2 separate regions of the Mus musculus genome follow, and region 2 is linked to region 1. The links are chromatin loops, found by intact Hi-C in ENCODE. Cell type or tissue: left cerebral cortex. All regions are shown on one strand. Links, peaks and the distances in the headings refer to the core of each region. The heading gives the core; the rest is flanking DNA.

Region 1 (8,329 bases), core at 150-8,149:
GAGGGAACCGTGATCCGGGTGGGAGATGGGGAAAGGAGACCAGATGAATCTTCAGAGAGAAAGATCAGAGTCACTCAAGAGGCATGGTGATCTGGAGCAGTCAGGAGAGGGATGAGCTAAAAGGAAGATGAGAAATTCTGAGGGACTCACTTTTGGGCCTCAAGACTGAGACAGGTGTGAGGCAGGTGTGAGACAGGTGTGAGGCAGGTGTGAGACAGGTGTGAGACAGGTGTGAGACAGGTGTGAGACAGGTGTGCGGCAGGTGTGATTCCCAAATCTATAACTTTCTAGTTGTGGGATCTAAAGCAGGTGGCTTTACCTCTCTGAACCTTGGTTTTTTTTTTTTTTTCCTAAAAAGAATAATCATATCTACCTACCACAGTGGGGTCAGAGGTAATGCACAGAGAACAAGTAGTAGGAAGAATTTACTCAATGCATTGCTGTTGCAACAGTTACAAGCATAGAGATGGGTTCAGGGCAAGGATTGTCCCAGGTGCTGGCTACTGTGGTGGGGTTGGAAAACCAGGTGACCACTGCTCACACCCTTCACTGCTGTCCCCACAGTGCGCCTGCCTCATTCCTTGCGATGTGCCAATGTCTCCATCATCGAACACAAGGAGTGTGAGAAGGCCTACCCGGGCAACATCACAGACACCATGCTGTGCGCCAGTGTTCGGAAAGAGGGCAAGGACTCCTGTCAGGTCAGCAGGCAGGGGCTGGATCTCCAGCCACATACCCATTGCAACCTCCATCATCTTTACTGACATCCCCAGTCAGCCCTGATCACAACCATATCCAACCCTGCCTCCCCATGTTCACCCTCCTCTCCAACTCTGCCACCCATGAAGAACCTCTGGGCCCTGACCCCATTTATATTCTCACCCAGAATCCCACCTTCATCCCACCCAGCCTCTCACCATCAATCTCTTCCTTCACCTGCCCACCACCCTCACTACCGTCCTCACCCCCTCCCAACCACCCCACTCAACTCTAACAGGTTGTGTCTCCTCTCATGCCAGGGTGACTCTGGAGGCCCCCTGGTCTGCAACGGATCTCTTCAAGGCATCATCTCCTGGGGTCAGGACCCATGTGCCGTCACCAGAAAGCCTGGTGTCTATACAAAAGTCTGCAAATACTTTAACTGGATCCACGAGGTTATGAGGAACAATTAGAGGGGACCTGCTTCCCACCACCCAACCCCTCCAACCTCTTCTTAATGCTTTGACTTCTCTTCATTCTGCCCTAAGAAGTCCTCAGCTGGGACCCTGGCATGTACTCTCTCCGACCCACCATGAGTATAGTATAGGGATGCTCTAACTTGATGATCGACCTGGGGCCTGGAATCAAATCCTGACTTGAACTAAATTGTGACTCTGGACATGATCACCACTGGTTTTGTTTGTTTGGTTGTTTTTTGTTTTGTTTTGTTTTGTTCCCAGCTTTGAAGACAGTCCCTGGCATATCCCAGGGTTTCAATAAATATTTGTTAAATGATAAATGATTCTGTTGAGTGTCAACTGCATATTAGTCCTGACCATACAGAGGGTGTTTAAATGTCATATGGGTATGAGAGTTTGCCTGTATATTCGTTTGTCTGACATGCACCTGCCTGTCTGAGGAGCTCAGAGGAGGGGTCAGATCCCCAGCCACTGTGAGTGCTGGGAACCAAACCCTGGTCCTCAGCAAGAGCAGCAAGTCCTATGAACCACAGAACATCTCTCCAGCCCCCCAAAGATCTTTTAAATGTTACTAAGCAACTGAATGCTCACAAGCCCCTTGGAGATTGGTCCTATTTTTCTACCCACTTTTGCAGACCATGAAAGTGGGCACAGACAGATGAAGGTGCATGCTCACAACCACCCAGCTGAGACCTGAAGGGTTTAAAAGCCCAATGACTCTTAATTATCAACGCAATGCCACATTAACATTAATGCTCAGTTTGTTTTCTTTTTATGTTACTTTAAAAAAATTTTTTTTAGTTTTAGTTTATTTTTGTTTTCCATTTATTTACTCATTCTTTTTTTAGGGGTGGGCAGGGAGAGGCACACGCCATGGTGCACAGGTGGAAGTCAGAGAGCAAATTGCAGGAGTCCATTCTCTCCTTCCACCATGTGGGGGACCAAGGATCACAGGCAGGTTGTTAGGCAAGCACCGGTACCCACCAAGCCATCTTGCTGGCCAGGCAGAAAGAACTCACTCAGTTCTTCTCTCTCTACATGAGAAGTTGCACATGCAAAAGTGTGATCGCAGTGAGTGCGGTCCGCATGCACAGAGTAAGAGGTAGTAAAAGAGGCTACCATCATTTTCCAACTGCCAGATTCAGTTCACTGAGGTCAGCGTTGCCTGGTCTCTGCTAGCCAAAATGAAGCCAAAGGACACAAAAACAGAAAGGAAATTCCTGTCACCTTTAACACATTTTGAATGCTCTGTAGCTCCAAGTAGCTGGTGGCTGGTACAACATAGTCACTGTAGCAAAAATCTGGACAGGACTGAGTCAAGCAACCTCTGAAGTTAACACAGACAAGATGCCTCAGAAAACACAGACGTTCTGTTCAGCTCTTGAGGAGAGATCCCTAGAACTAGAGAGAATCGTTTCTAGTTGTTAGGCGGACTTGCTTGCTGTGTGACCTCTTATGAGTCACAGCCCTCTCCGAGCCTCCCATTCCTCACCCAAAATGAGGGTGTCAGCCAAGGTGATGTGGCCTGTTCCTTAATGTGATTCACTAGCTCGTGTCACCTGAAGACACACAGGGAGGGTGCACGATGCTCACACACAGGCTTAGGGCAAAGCTGCAGCTTCCCACCCCCACCCTCTCAGCACATGCTGAGACACAAGGAGCCTACTGTTTCTTGGTTTACACACTTGGGAATTTGTCTGTGTCCTTCCCACTCTTTCCTTCTGCCTACTTGAACTCTTCCCACCTCCCTCTTCTTCCTCATTCTGGCTCCTGCCAGAGCAGACCTTGCCCCCTCTTCGTTTCCCCTCTCTGTCACTCACCATCTCATCGACGTAAGCCCCCCCCCCATCTTCCCACCACACCTGAGAACACTTCTCAGAAAGAGGGCATAGGGGAACCCCCAAGAAAGCTAGCTCCAGAAGGTGTTCTTGTCACTGCCAGAAGCCTGTATTCCAGGGCCCCTCCCTGAGCAGGAATCTGGGGCCCTGGTTGAATGCCAGCCCCACCCACGTTATAATTAGGGAGAGGGAAAGAGAGGGAGTGAAGCCCTAAGGGGAAGGGTGGGGGGGAGGAAGCTTCCGGGATCTTGAGGGTTAAAAGGGAAGGTCTGCCCAGGGGTCCCTGGTCAGAGGACTGTTTGCAGCCCACACTGCAGGGCAAGAGCCACTTCTGAGTCTCCTTTCTTCTTACTGGCGACTCCCAGGTGAAGCGGGTTGCACCCCACCCTATTGGGGTGGATGGCGAGAGGATGGGTGGAGACCCTCGGGCAACGGGCAGGAACTCTTTCATAGCCCTGATTTCCCTGCAGCATGGGGAAGTCCCTCAGCTCTGAGGTTAGGAAGAGGTTCCCACGGGCTCTGAGCAGGACCCCAACCCACCCACGAAGGAGTATGGACCTGGAGCTCAGTGTGGCTGGTGGCCAAGAAAGGCTGGGTGCACAAATTGGTCCCCTCTGGAGGATCGAGGACTGGAGTTCTGGGGGCCTTTGGAGTGAACCTCATTGAAGTGGTTCAGATGCGCTGAGGCAGGGGGTCTTGACCGATCATCTGTTTTAGGCCTCCACTCCAGCCTCTGCAAGCCAAGTATCAGCTATGAGGGTCCCGCTTCTTCACCTCTCCACTGCCTCTGGCTCCTGGTCCCTGGTGAAGCTTCTGCTGCCGCTACTGATGGTGCAACTCTGGGGTGAGCCTGGGGCCGGGGGCGACAGGAGGGAAGGGCCAGGACCGGAGGTGGAGGGAATGTTGCCACTGCAACCGTAGTCAGCTCGCCTTCCTGGGGGCCTGGCACCCACATAGACATCCCAAGCAGGATCCACCCTCAGGTGGGCTCTGACCCCAGATACCGCACCCAACTGTTAGGAGAACCCAGCCCCTTCGCCCCATCAGCTTCTCCACCTCTCTGCCTCTCCTACCTCGCCTCTTAGCCTCTCCTGCCTTCTCCTCACCTCTTGCAGACCCGTTGCATCCCTCCCTCTTCCTAAAGGAGGTGCTACAGTACCCCTAACCTGTGTGTTGGAGCAACTTCCCATCCTTGGACTAGACTTACCTTTCCCTCTTGCACACCCCTTCTCATTTGTCTAGCACTTCTCGGCGCTCTGGCCCCATTTCTTGCTGTCCCACCTTGTCCCTGTCTCCTCCTCGCTGCCACATTAGCTCCTCACTGGCCCACTGTGTCTCCTGTCTTCTGCTTCTCATTGCCCCATTGTGCGTTCTGTCTCCTGCTCCATATTGCCTCCACCGTGTTGACTGTTGCCTTTACCTTCCCTTTGTATTCTGCCTTCTTGTTTTTTTGTTTTTGTTTCGTTTTTTGTTTTTGTTTGTTTGTTTTTTTCGAGACAGGGTTTCTCTGTGTAGCCCTGGCTGTCCTGGAACTCACTTTGTAGACCAGGCTCGAACTCAGAATTCTGCCTTCTTACTGCTCACTGTGTCTCTGCCCTTCTGTACCCCCTGTCTGCCCCCTTACCTATCACACTCCCTCTGCACAGTGCTCTGCCTAGGCTCGCATCTGGTCTCAGCCCGGTAGGTTAGATCCCTGCCTTTCCTGCACATTGCCTCACCGCCCCCCATCCTACCCCCACTCCAGTCTCAGCCCTGGGGTGTCTTAGTCCCATTCTATTCTAACCCCTCTTGCCCTTTCACGCCTCAGTAACTGGTTCGCAGAGTTCTCTAATTTTCCCACGGCTTACTACTCAGCTGCGCCCCCTAGAGGCCCATCCTGTGACGTGCTGTATTAACCCGGAACCGTGACTTGGCTGGGCGAAACCTGATCCCCCTGTCCCGCTTCTCTATCCAGCGGCGCAGGCTCTGCTGCTCCCGGGAAACGCCACGCGCGTGGACCTCGAGGCCTCCGGCGCCCAGTGCGAGCGTGACTATCATCCCTGGCAGGTCTCCCTCTTCCATAACCTCCAGTTCCAATGTGCGGGTGTCCTGGTGGACCAGAACTGGGTGCTCACGGCCGCACATTGCTGGAGAAATAAGTAAGGAACCACTCAGAAGTAGCAATGTAGTAGTGGGGAGGATGGGGCCCAGGCACTCTCTCGGCTTTGGTTAGGTTAAGGGTGGCAGCCATTCTACAAGAGAGGCAGGATCCAAGCTGCAACGCCAGGGCGGGGCGCTGTGAGTCCATCGCACCTGTCCATAGAAGCCAGCCAGGGCATGTTGTATTTAAGACCTGTAGTCTCCTCATATGCCTGCAACGCAGGGACAAAGGACCAGGTGACACGAAGATGAAAGGAGAGACGGGCATACTAAAGAGTAGTAGTCAGCCTTCAACCCTCAAACTCTTACTCTCCTCCCTCAGACCCAGGGTTTCAGTCCTGAGCCCTCCTCCTTCAGACCCAGGAGTCCAGTCTCCAGCCTCTTCCCTCAGTCCCAGGGGACCAGCCCCAGCTACTCTCCCAGACCCTCTGATCTCAGGATCCCACTTCACTTCCTCACCCTCTGACCCAAGGACTAGGGTTAGGCTCTGTCTCCATGAAGGTTTTGCCTTCATCAGGCTACTCTTCCTCCCCCAGGCCACTGAGAGCTCGAGTTGGCGATGACCACTTGCTGCTTTTCCAGAAGGAGCAACTGCGGTCCACGAGTTCACCTGTTTTCCACCCCAAGTATCAGGCTTGCTCAGGCCCCATCCTGCCACATCGCTCAGATGAACACGACCTCATGATGCTGAAACTGAGCAGTCCTGTAATGCTGACGTCCAACGTGCATCCCGTGCAACTGCCCTTCCGCTGCTCTCAGCCAGGGCAAGAGTGTCAGGTCTCAGGCTGGGGGACCTCAGCCAGCCGAAGAGGCAAGAACTGGGCTGGACTCCTGGGTCCAAAGGGCTGAGTGAGAGCTAGACCCTAGATCTGAGGGAGGATGGCTGAAACCTGGGTGTCTACGTCCGAGGGAAGAGGCTAGAATATGAACTCTGGCTCAGGGGACTGCAGAGGTTGGGGTTGGATTCTTGGATCTAAGATTAGAGAGATGGAGTTTGTAAGATTAGAGAGATGGAGTTTGTAGTCCTGGATCTGGGGAAGAGGGCTGGAGTCCAGACACCTCGATGTGAGGTCAGAGAGCTGGGACACGGACCTCTGGGTATAAGAGAGGAAGGTCGTGGCTAGACTCCCAGGTTGGGGGAAGAGAGCTGAGGTCTGACATCTCGGTTTGAGGAGAAGGCTCAGATCTAGACCCCTGGATCTGAGAGAAGAGGCTGGGGCTGGCACCCTGGGTCCCAGGGAGGAGGCCGAGGGAGGATCACGAGGGTTTGAATTTCTGTGCCTAAGGGTGGAGGGGTGGGGTTAGGTTCCCTGGGTATGTAGGAAGGCTTGGGGCTGGATTCCGGGGTCTGGAAGAGAGGGCTAACTGGTCTCCCTGTGACTGCCCTGTTCTCAGTGAAGTACAATAGGAGCCTGAGCTGTTCCAAGGTAACTCTCCTTAGCCAGAAGCAGTGTGAGACCTTCTACCCAGGTGTGATCACCAACAGCATGATTTGTGCTGAGGCAGACGGAAACCAAGACTCTTGCCAGGTAAGGACAGATCAGCAAGCAAGTCTGTCTCCTGGACTGGGTGGGGGGCACTAAGACACTGAAAGAGTTGTCTCTGCTTTTCCTCCCTTCCTCCCCAATCCACAGCCCTCCCTACTCTTTACCCCGTTTCTCAACCCACTCCCTTAATCTGCTTTTCACCCTGCCAACCCCCATCTCTTGATCCCTCTCAGTCTTCTCACCTTGGATGAGCCAATTCCAGCTGCAAACCTATCACATCTCCATTGTCACCTCCCAATTTGACCCCCACGCCCCATGCCACCATCACCTCTGTGTGTATCTCCTTACCACCCCAACTTCTAACATCTCTCCAGCCCCATCCCAGGGTCTTCCGTATCCTAACCCAACAATAGCCCTCCAGGCAGCTCTTTCCTCATGGTACCTCCTTCCTCCCATCTGCAGAGTGACTCCGGTGGCCCCCTGGTGTGTGATGACACCCTGCATGGCGTCCTCTCGTGGGGCATTTACCCATGTGGTGCTGCCCAGCACCCATCTGTCTACTCAGAGATCTGCAAATACACCCCCTGGATCCGAAGAGTCATTCGTTTCAAATGACCGTCTGCCCCTCTCCTCCTCTCATGCCCACCCACCCCTCTTCCTTCATCCCTTGTCCACTCCTGTTCTCTGCTCACAAATGCAGAAAATGGTGGCTGAGAAAGTTCTAGTACCCCAAGGAAGCTAGCAGTCCCCAAGTCTCTAAGAAAAGTTACCTGTCATTCAACCTCTACCTCCCTCCTCTGTGTGACTGGGACAAGCCTGGTACTCTCTCTGAGCCTTGGTTTCCTTGTCTGTAAAATGGGGACAATGAATTGTCTACCTCTTACATATGTTGTATGGAGACCATGATGGAATATGTGTGTGTGTGTATGTGTGTGTTTATGGTCACTGACACAGGAACATGAACACCATCTGGTTATCACTGATTAAACACTACCAAATCTGACCTCCAATGTGTGTGCCTCTGTCTGGGATCAGAGCCAATGAGTGCACAGAGGGCAGCCTTCAGATGTGTCAGCAGCAAAGAAGAGTCTGGCTCCACACTGCCACCCAGAGCACCCTCAGAGTCCTTTCATGTTTTCAGGACCTCAGTTCTGGTAAAACTGGATCTCATGATGATACAGTGTGCAGCAGAGTGGGAGGCTTTTGGTTTTGTTTTTTTAAAATCACATGTATTTTGTGTATGTGCATGTCTGCATGCAGACATGCTCGCAGCATGGAACATGTGTGGAGATCAAAAGCAGTTAGTTCTTTCTTTCTACCCCAGAGTCTGAACTCAAGTCATCTGGTCCAACAGTGAACACCTTTACCCACTGAGCAGTCTTTACAGATCTTCTCAATTTACAAAAGCATATATTTATTTATGTGAACGAATGTGAGCACATGATGCATAGATGTCAGAGGGCAGACCCTCAGTTCTTCCGTTCTAGGGATTGAGTCCAGGATGTCAGGCTTGGCGGTGCCTTCACCAGCTCAGTCATCTTATTTGCCCAAGTTGGAGTTTATTGCAAGAAATTAGCATAGGTTTTAAGCGTGAGGGTTAAAAGAAAGAGAAAGCAGGATATATCTAAAAGCGTGTGTGTGTGTGTGTGTGTGTGTGTGTGTGTGTGTGTGTATGTAGAACAGAGAA
Region 2 (8,329 bases), core at 22-8,021, 92 kb after region 1:
TATTCTTGAGGGCGGGATCCCTTCCCTTTCCCTGGTTTGTGACTCCTCTCTCCCTACTAATACGACCATGTAAAAGTTTCCAATGAACACCTAAGAAAAAATTTCCTCCTAAACTCCTTTATTTTCTGCCCCTAATATATATCTGTCCCAGCAACCTGCCAGCTTCGTGTGTTCCCTCATGCATCCCCGGTAGCCCCAGGTGATTGAGCCTCAGAAACTGCTCCAGCTGCTGCCTGAACACCCCTAGCCCAGGTGGTCCTACTGTGCTTGGGCAGCAGTGGCACAGCCTGCTGGAGTGGAAACTTCTAGTTCTTTGGAAAGTCAGTTGTGTCAAATGATGTTTTGCTGGGGGGGCACACAGGTGAAAGGATGTCTCGCTAAAGGAGACATGGATGAAAGTGTGTTTTGCTAGAGCAGACACATGAGAGGGTGCGTGATGAAGACGTGTATATATATGACCCCCACAGACAGTGGGAAGAGCACTGAGCCTTGGTTGGGTTTGCTCCACCTCGCTAACAACACACATGTATCGATTCACCGTCTATAGCCTTGTGGAACTCAGCTTGTGGTAATTCCACCATTGAGAGAAATTTGCCCAAGAACTGCTCGGGAGGTTCCTGCAGCAGCGTGCCTTGCTTGCAGCTTGCCACACTTCAGTGGCCTTGCCTCGGGGCAGCTGGCGTGAGTACCTGGTGTCTGCCTGCAGAGGCTGGAGCTGCCAGTTTGTGTGCAGGGTCTGCCTAACCTGAAGACTGATCTGCAGCTGCTGAGTTGTATTTGGTGTTCGCTACAGGACTGAACTGTTGCCCAAGGAGATTGAGCTCACCCCCAAAGTACGGTTGCTGAACAGGTCCAATTCCCCCACATCCTAATAACGTTTCTCTTCCACCAACTCTGGTGCGTGGTGGGCTAGAGGAGAGGTTGAACCTTTATTAAAAGAAGATTGCAAAAGTTTCATGTCTACAGCTTGCTCTACCAGGACTCAGCCAGGATCCCAGTTTTCTTGGGTCCCCAAAGATGTTAATGCCCCCAGGCAGCAGGAAGCAGGCAGTCTAAAGAGCTCAGCACCCCCATTCCTGCCTCACCCGGAACCCCTTCCTATCTCCTTGCCTTTTATAATAAACAAAAAGGGAGGAACGTTATCTCCAGCCTGCCTTCGGGAACTCCATGCCACCAGCCACATCAGCACCAGTTGCCAAATGCGACACTCTTTAAAAGGTCGCCCTGCCACCGCACTCTGTCTGTCTCTAACTCTCTGTCTCCTTCTCATGTCCCCATGCCAAGACAGTCTTTCACTTCCTTCCCAATAAATCTCTTGTGTGGGATCTGTTGTGTGGGGTGGTCTCTGCATCGTACATTGGCCCTGACCCATGAAGGTCCTCCACCACGAGAACCCTAGCAGAATCTAAGTGACTTTGATGATGACCCTACTCTCCCTGAGCCTCAGTTTCCCCTGTTGGTTGTCAAGATTGCAATCACGGTGGTTTTCTCTGATGGACAGGAAAATATGCCAGTTAACCTGGGGAAGGTCCTGAACACTGTCCCAGTGGGCTCTTGATGAATTTTATTCATCGTCTCCACCCTTGGATAGGACATAGACTCAAGCAGAGCCACCAGCATGACCCAGCTACATGTCTGGGTGACATGCTAAGGATTCTAAGTCAGTGCGCACAGAGCTTCCTGCACACCTGTGTCTGCTGTTCTATCCAATACTCTGGTTGTGCAGTCAGTCAGTGTGTCTGTCCATAGATGGTTAGCCTAAGAAAATGTGGCACGTGTGTTAAGTAGAAGGCACAGATGTGGTAAGAGAGCAGCAGATTTCATAGACAGGCACTGAGGTCTGTTCAGATGGAAGAATGGGGTCTTTTCTTCTGCATTTCTCGGGTGTGGCAGGGAGGGAATTCATGGCTCCCACTACAGGAAACTGAGCCAGCATGAAGTGCACTCACTATGGCGTCTCCTGAGCAACCAAGGAAAGGCTTGAGTTCTATGATGCTAGTGTTGGGATAGACTGTTATAATGTTACCTTATGATGTTAGGCTGGGTACTCTGTGATATATGAGCTAGCCTCTGGGTACATCCCCCAAGGGCACTGGGGGATAACTCAACCAGAGACTACAGGGACAGGGAGAAATCCTGTCTGTCCTCTGATGTCGTCCTCGCTGTCTGCTAGGCAGTCTGGGCTCAGGTTGGGGAGAGAAAATGGGGATTGGGTGGAGAGATGAATGGGGTGGGTGTTGGCTGTATCTCTTTTATCTGGGGTTTGGGTTTACTTTAGCTGAGACCTGGCAGTAAGTGTACTCTGCCTAGCAGGGGTCTGTTCACGCAAGCAGAGAGGAAGGCCAAATACTGCAGGTTGCCAAGCTAGGCTTAAAGAGACTAGCCTATGACGTAACTATATATGTGTGTGTGTGTGTGTGTACACGGTGGTTTTACTCAGCCCTAAAGTACAAAACTATGTTATTTGTGGTGAAATGTATAGAATTGAATGTGATGCAGAACAGGCTAGAGTCAAATTTGAACAGAGAACTATCCCATGTTATCTATCACACATAGAATCTAGGAATCTAGAATGGATATATAAAACGGACATATACTAATTCATTATTATAAATCAATGTATAATATATATAATTATAAATATCAATGTATAAATGCATCATATATATAATATATAAAACATGAAAGTAGAAGAAGGCCCTGCAAGTTTAACCCTATTTTTAATAATTTTTTTTAATGCTTTAAACTCCCTTTTTGTCCACCACCCACCAGAGTTAGTGGAAAAGAAAGGTTATTAGGATACACGGAAAGTGGACCTGTTTGGAAATTGTTCTTTGGAGTAAATTCCATCTGGGTTGTCAGGAAATCAGCAGTTCAGTTGACAGGAGTCAGCAGTGGCAGCTCAATCCACTCGCAAACTCTTTACAAATATACCAGCCGTCCAGTTCAGTAGTGTCGGCATAATAGAGCAGAAACAGCCAGGCCCTCGCTGAATTGTCACAAGTCAGCAGAAGGAACCAGGATAAGTTTTTTGCACACCTCTCTCAACAAAGTGAAGAACCATGAAGATGGGAGACCAAGAAGCTAACTATGAGAGTTCCCCCCTCCACCTCCACCCACCCCACCTCCCACCCTAACCCACCCCGGTCTCTCTCTGTTGAGTTTATTTGTACTCCCTGCAAACATCACTTGTCTTCTATGGGTCTCGCCTCTCTATGTGTCTTGCTTCAGTCAGTAAGTCTGTCTTAGCAAAACTCCATGTGACTCCCCCGGTAATGTTAGCAGGGACTGCAGCTGCCTGCTGTTGAACTCTCGTGAGTACAAAACATTGCTAGATATACCCATGGGAAACTCACTCAACACCCAGATGCCATCATTGGCTCACTGAGCAAAGCCAAGACTGAGCCACAAGCCCCTCAGCTCCTGTCCCATCTCACACTGAGCCCTTCACTTTTTCTCTGAGAGACTCAAGGTCAGGACCTGGACACAATGAGAAGATTCAAGCTGGAGTGAAAATAACCCATCTAGGTTCCCAGTTGGAGCAAGGTGCTGGGTCCTGGAGAAACTGGCCCAGGGAATCTCCCGTTTATCACCACCATCGCTGTGTGTCCGTCTGGCGCCACAAGGTGGCAGTGTAGCACAGTGGAAGCAGAGAGCCAGAGAATTCCCGTGTGGCTCCACCGAGGGCTCAAAGCAGGAATTGTCTGATGCTCTGAATAAAGTTGGCCATTGTGTGAGACTAGTCCGCCCCATTTTTAGGCTTCACTCTCCCAGCTTCACGCTGGTGTCCAGAGCAGCAACACAAGTCGTATACGTTCAAGTACTATTATGCCAAGTAAGAGTCCTTATTCCAAAAGAGAAGAATCAAAGCCACAACAAATAGCAACCACACCGAAGCACAATCAAACCCAGCAGAGCAGATGCCAATCTTACAGCTTTAATGAGTGCCATCTGAAACTAGGAATTCAAGCCTCTTGGATCTGTTAGGTCTCAACCCCAGGACTAGAGGCTGAGGTATCTATTTAACATATCAAAGCGGACCTGGCCTTGAGGTTCTCACAGCATCCCTCAGTCCCTATCTGTTACAGGGTATGACTGGTGTACCCAGGGGCTGGGCTGCTCTTCCCCAGACACTTCCCTATATAATCCAGACATTTTGGTCACACCCCCCCCCTTTTAACCTTTTTGCCATCTTGGTTGCTGCACCTGGTTCCTCTCTCTTCCCTCTTCTTTCCCCCTCTCCTCACATGGCTTAGGGTCCCGTCCCTGAACTCCCCCAGATATCTCTGCCTCTGGCTATGCTCTCCCTTTTGTCTATGGCAAACCTCCTCCACCACACCTAGGGGCAGTCAGGTCCTTCCTTTTTTTCCCACTCAGAATCCAAAGAGCGTGTACAGCGACATACTTTGAGGAATGTCTAAGGTCTCAGAATTTAAATATGACATCAGAGGTTTATCACATTTAACTTCTAATATTATCTCAATTGATGCTACATTAAATAAAATCCCAACTATCTACATACTGTATACACACACACATATTCCTTCCACATAAGGCAACACCTTCCAGTTACTGTCCTCCTTTCTGTCACTAGCCACATGGCCTCACCTGGTATTAATAACTGCCTTCCTGTATTTACCCATTCCATATGCCCCTGACCTTCAGCAAACCCCTCAGCAGGTTCTGGTTCCTTTCCTGGAGGAGTGACCTGTATCTCCATTCCTGAAGGGTCTGGGTCATTTATCACCCTGCCTGGATTGGGTCGTTGTACTTTCTCACTGACCTAAGTCACAGAACATAGTGACACCAAGAGGTGTCCCGAAAGATCTCCTCTACCCTCCAGACATGTTCTTCCTTATTTCCATAACGGAGAAGCAGCCTAATTTCCCCCTGGCAGTCTGGATATATCACTTCTGCGAATACTGTTACACCTTTCTTAATGGGCTCAAGAGCATCAGGACCTCAAAATAAAGAGGAAACTCTTAGCTTCCAACTCCGTGAGCTGTGTGCTGTGTCCCCAGGAAGAAGCACTGCTTCTGAAACCAAAACCTCTAAGCCTGCAGAGCATAAGGTTGTGAGAACAGAAAGAATAAATCTTCCTAGCCAGTCTCTAGCAGTGATAGTGAGAATCATTTCCATTTCTACATCTTGGTTCCTGGGCCCATAAATCCTGGCTTGGGAGAATCAGCCCCATACATTGGACAAATTCACAGCCTTCCGGGGAAGCTTGCCCAGCAACCCCAGGCTATTGCTACCCAGCTGGTGTTTTAGTGAATCTTTAAAAGGCCATTTCAGCTCCACCAATCCAGCTGTTTCAGGATGGTGTGGGACATAGTAAGACCAGACTGGTGTTCCAATTAAAACAACAGCAGAAACAACGGGATTGTAAAGCGCAGGCTGGATGTGTGGATGTGCGTGCAGGGAATGCGAGACCCTGGGGACCTGGATGTGTTTTACAGGGGAAACCGTGAGCAACACAGAGCCTGCTGGGAGGCATGTGTGTGTGTGTGTGTGTGTGTGTGTGTGTGTGTGTGTGTGTGTGTGTGTGTTGCTTCCCTCTCCCTTTCAGAAAGAATATAGAAACTGGGCTGGAGAGGTGGCTCAGTGGTTAAGAGCACTGACTGCTCTTCCAGAAGTCCTGAGTTCAATTCCCACAACCATCTGTAAAATGGGATCAGATGCCCTCTTCTGGTGTGTCTGAAGACAGCTATAGCATACTCACATACAAATAATAAATAAATCTTTTTTTTTAAAGTAATATAGAAACCAAGATTTGACTATAAGAGAAGAGCCATCTTTTACTATTGGCCGGTGGAGGTGTTAACCAGGGTGATAAGAGTTCAGATTTAGTCATGAAAACAGAAGTGAGCACGCCAGTTTCTCAAGTCCACAGTGAAATCAAAATGAAGACCCCATGACTCCAAGGGCGGCTCAGGTTTTCTTTCTGTTCAAAAATTTTTATTTTTCCCCCTGTGGTTGTCAGGACTCATCCCAGGGCATGTGCATACTAGGAAAGTACTCCACCCCTGAGCCATGTCCCCAGCTCCTCACTGGTAGATTCTAGGCAAAGGCTCTACCTCCGATGCACACCCCGGCCCTCTCTTTCCTTTGTATTTTAGTACAGCAGGCTTTCACTATGACTTTCAGATGAAACTCCATCAGCAGTGTACTGTTCTGGGGAGCAACAAGGGACAGAACCCACGTCCACTTGCTTGATGTGTGTGCTCCGTCACTGAGCCGCATCCCAGCGGCAGTAGTGGTCCCCCAAGCTGGTTGTGGTATTTACCGAAAAAAAAGAAAAGAAAAAAAAAAAAAAAGAAAAGAGGGGCCTCTTTTCTTGCCCAATTCAGCTCCCAGTCCCCCCTCACCTCCAGCTGTCTGTCTCACTGTTGGGGTCCAGCTGCGTTCTTTGTGCCTGCTTCAGGCCAGACCCTCCCCACAAGCTGTTGAGATCTCCCAACCTGTCTCTCCTCCAGAGTCTCCCCATCCTGGAGATTGCCCCAACTTTGTCCTAGTCTCTCCTTGGAAGCCCTGTGGATTTTCCCACAGGCTTTGTCCATACTTAGGACAGAAAACACCGGTCTTTATGGAAGGTGACAGGTACTAAGACAGCTTCTTGCCATTGAGTAAAGCAGGGACGTCACCTGCGTTTGCCCTCGAAGCTTGGTCTGCTTCCAACCTCGTCTGTTTTGAAGGTTTAGCAGGAAAGTGTAACAGGTCCCCCGGACATTGCCTGGGCCCCTAGCAGGAATCCAGATAGGGAGTCTAGGGTTCTACCATAGAGGAGTCTCCTCAGTAAGCAGCCTAGCTCACCTGCCTGCAGCACAAGGGCCTGTTTTTCCAGTTTTGCTAGGAGTAGGCTCTGCCTGGAACCCCACCCCCCAACCTCAGTGCCTCTGGTTTCCCCTGTCCAGGCTGTACCTCACCTATGTGTAAGATTAAAGGATGATAGCGCAGGTGAGAGATGTCCAGCCTGAGTGTGCCCTGGCACCCCCATATCCTGTGTCCCTGAAGGAACATGACATCTGTCAAACACCACAGTTTCCTGAGAGGCAATGTAAGAGTGTGATCAATATGAACTGTCTTTGTTAGGGTTTTACTGCTGTGAAGAGACACCATGACCAAGGCAACTCTTGTAAGGACAACATTTAATTGGGGCTGGCTTACAGGGTCAGAGGTTCTGTCCACTATCATCCTGGTGGGAGCATGGCACCGTCCAGGCAGGCATAGCACTGGAAAAGTTGAGAGTTCTACATCTTGTTTGGAAGGCAAACAGGAGAACACTGCTGTCTTCCAGGCAGCTAGGAGGAAATTCTTAAAGCCCACCCCCTAATGACACACTTCCTCCAAGAAGGCCACACCTCCTAATAGTGCCACTCCCTGGGCCAAGCATCTTCAAACTACTACACACTTTGCTCTCAAGCTAGAAGTCTCAAGTTCACTGCCACTCTGCTTGCTGTGCAGCCTTCGGCCACAGTTTGATTTCTCTGTGTGTCTGTCTCTTGTTTCCATAGTTGGGCATAATTCTGGGCTTCTCAGAGTCATGTTTATAAAGCAATTCCAATAAAACATACAAAATAGAGGTGATCTAGAAAGGTTAGTCTTCCATTATATTTTTGAGTTCTTGTTAATAATAATATTATTAATTATTTATTATATTACTTTTAAGAATAATATTATTTACATTTTATACATTTATTCTTTATAATATTATTAGTTATAATATTATACATATTTTATTATATTTCATGTATGATATAATATTATATAATATTTATTATTTATATTATTAATAGTATGTGTTCATATAATAAGTATTATTACTTACAATAGTATTATTCTACAGTTATTATTTGTTATATTTATTATTATTATTATTATTATTATTATTATTATTATTATTCCCATAGCACCCACGTTTCTCCACTTCTGACTTTGGCCACCTTCTCACCATGCAGGCTCCATCCTGCTCATTGTCTTGTTCTGTTCATCAGCTACATCCCTCCAGCTTCAGCTTTTAACTGACTTCCAGTGTTTACTTGTCTCTCTGTGCCTCAGTTTCCTTATCTGTAAAACGAAGTCTACAGACCCCTATTCCACAAAATCATCAAGAGAAATGAATCACAGGTCAGTAAACATACTTCAAAATCTAAATAATTCCCTTCCGTGAAGCATGTCGGGAAGACTGTGTAAAGCCACTGTGTGTGTGGTGACTCAAACCTGCCGTCTTAGCACTTAGAGAGCCGGGGCAGGATTATCTGGAATTCAAGACCACCCTGAGCTATAGAGTGACTCTGTTTCAGAAAGAGTTTAATAGAGGTCCAAGATG

What was found. A loop is a pair of places that touch in the nucleus more often than their neighbours do. Peaks named below come from ENCODE experiments on the same cell type or tissue, not always from the same donor. Only the 100,000 strongest peaks of a DNase experiment are listed, where the experiment ranks them.
Region 2: a loop joins it to region 1, with 2.2 times the contacts of the local background. A loop is called at or near these places in 3 of 42 quality-filtered maps.

What each region holds. Positions count from the first base shown.
Region 1 is chr7:43,777,766-43,786,094 of GRCm38, forward strand. It overlaps Klk11 (kallikrein related-peptidase 11), which reads left to right. Exons shown (of 5, transcript NM_019974.2): 4 at 565-701; 5 at 1,020-1,498. The coding sequence ends at 1,172. Klk10 (kallikrein related-peptidase 10) reads left to right here and starts at 3,289. Exons shown (of 6, transcript NM_133712.2): 1 at 3,289-3,381; 2 at 3,734-3,860; 3 at 4,971-5,154; 4 at 5,692-5,966; 5 at 6,551-6,684; 6 at 7,105-7,645. The coding sequence starts at 3,770. The coding sequence ends at 7,257. In left cerebral cortex, for the core only: CTCF peaks have their summits at 4,884 (motif pointing left) and 7,749; DNase peaks (open chromatin) are centred at 4,895 and 7,759.
Region 2 is chr7:43,869,792-43,878,120 of GRCm38, forward strand. No RefSeq gene overlaps it. Among named protein-coding and RNA genes, the nearest start is that of Klk4, 7.2 kb to the right of the region's middle. In left cerebral cortex, for the core only: a CTCF peak has its summit at 3,624 (motif pointing right); a DNase peak (open chromatin) is centred at 3,631.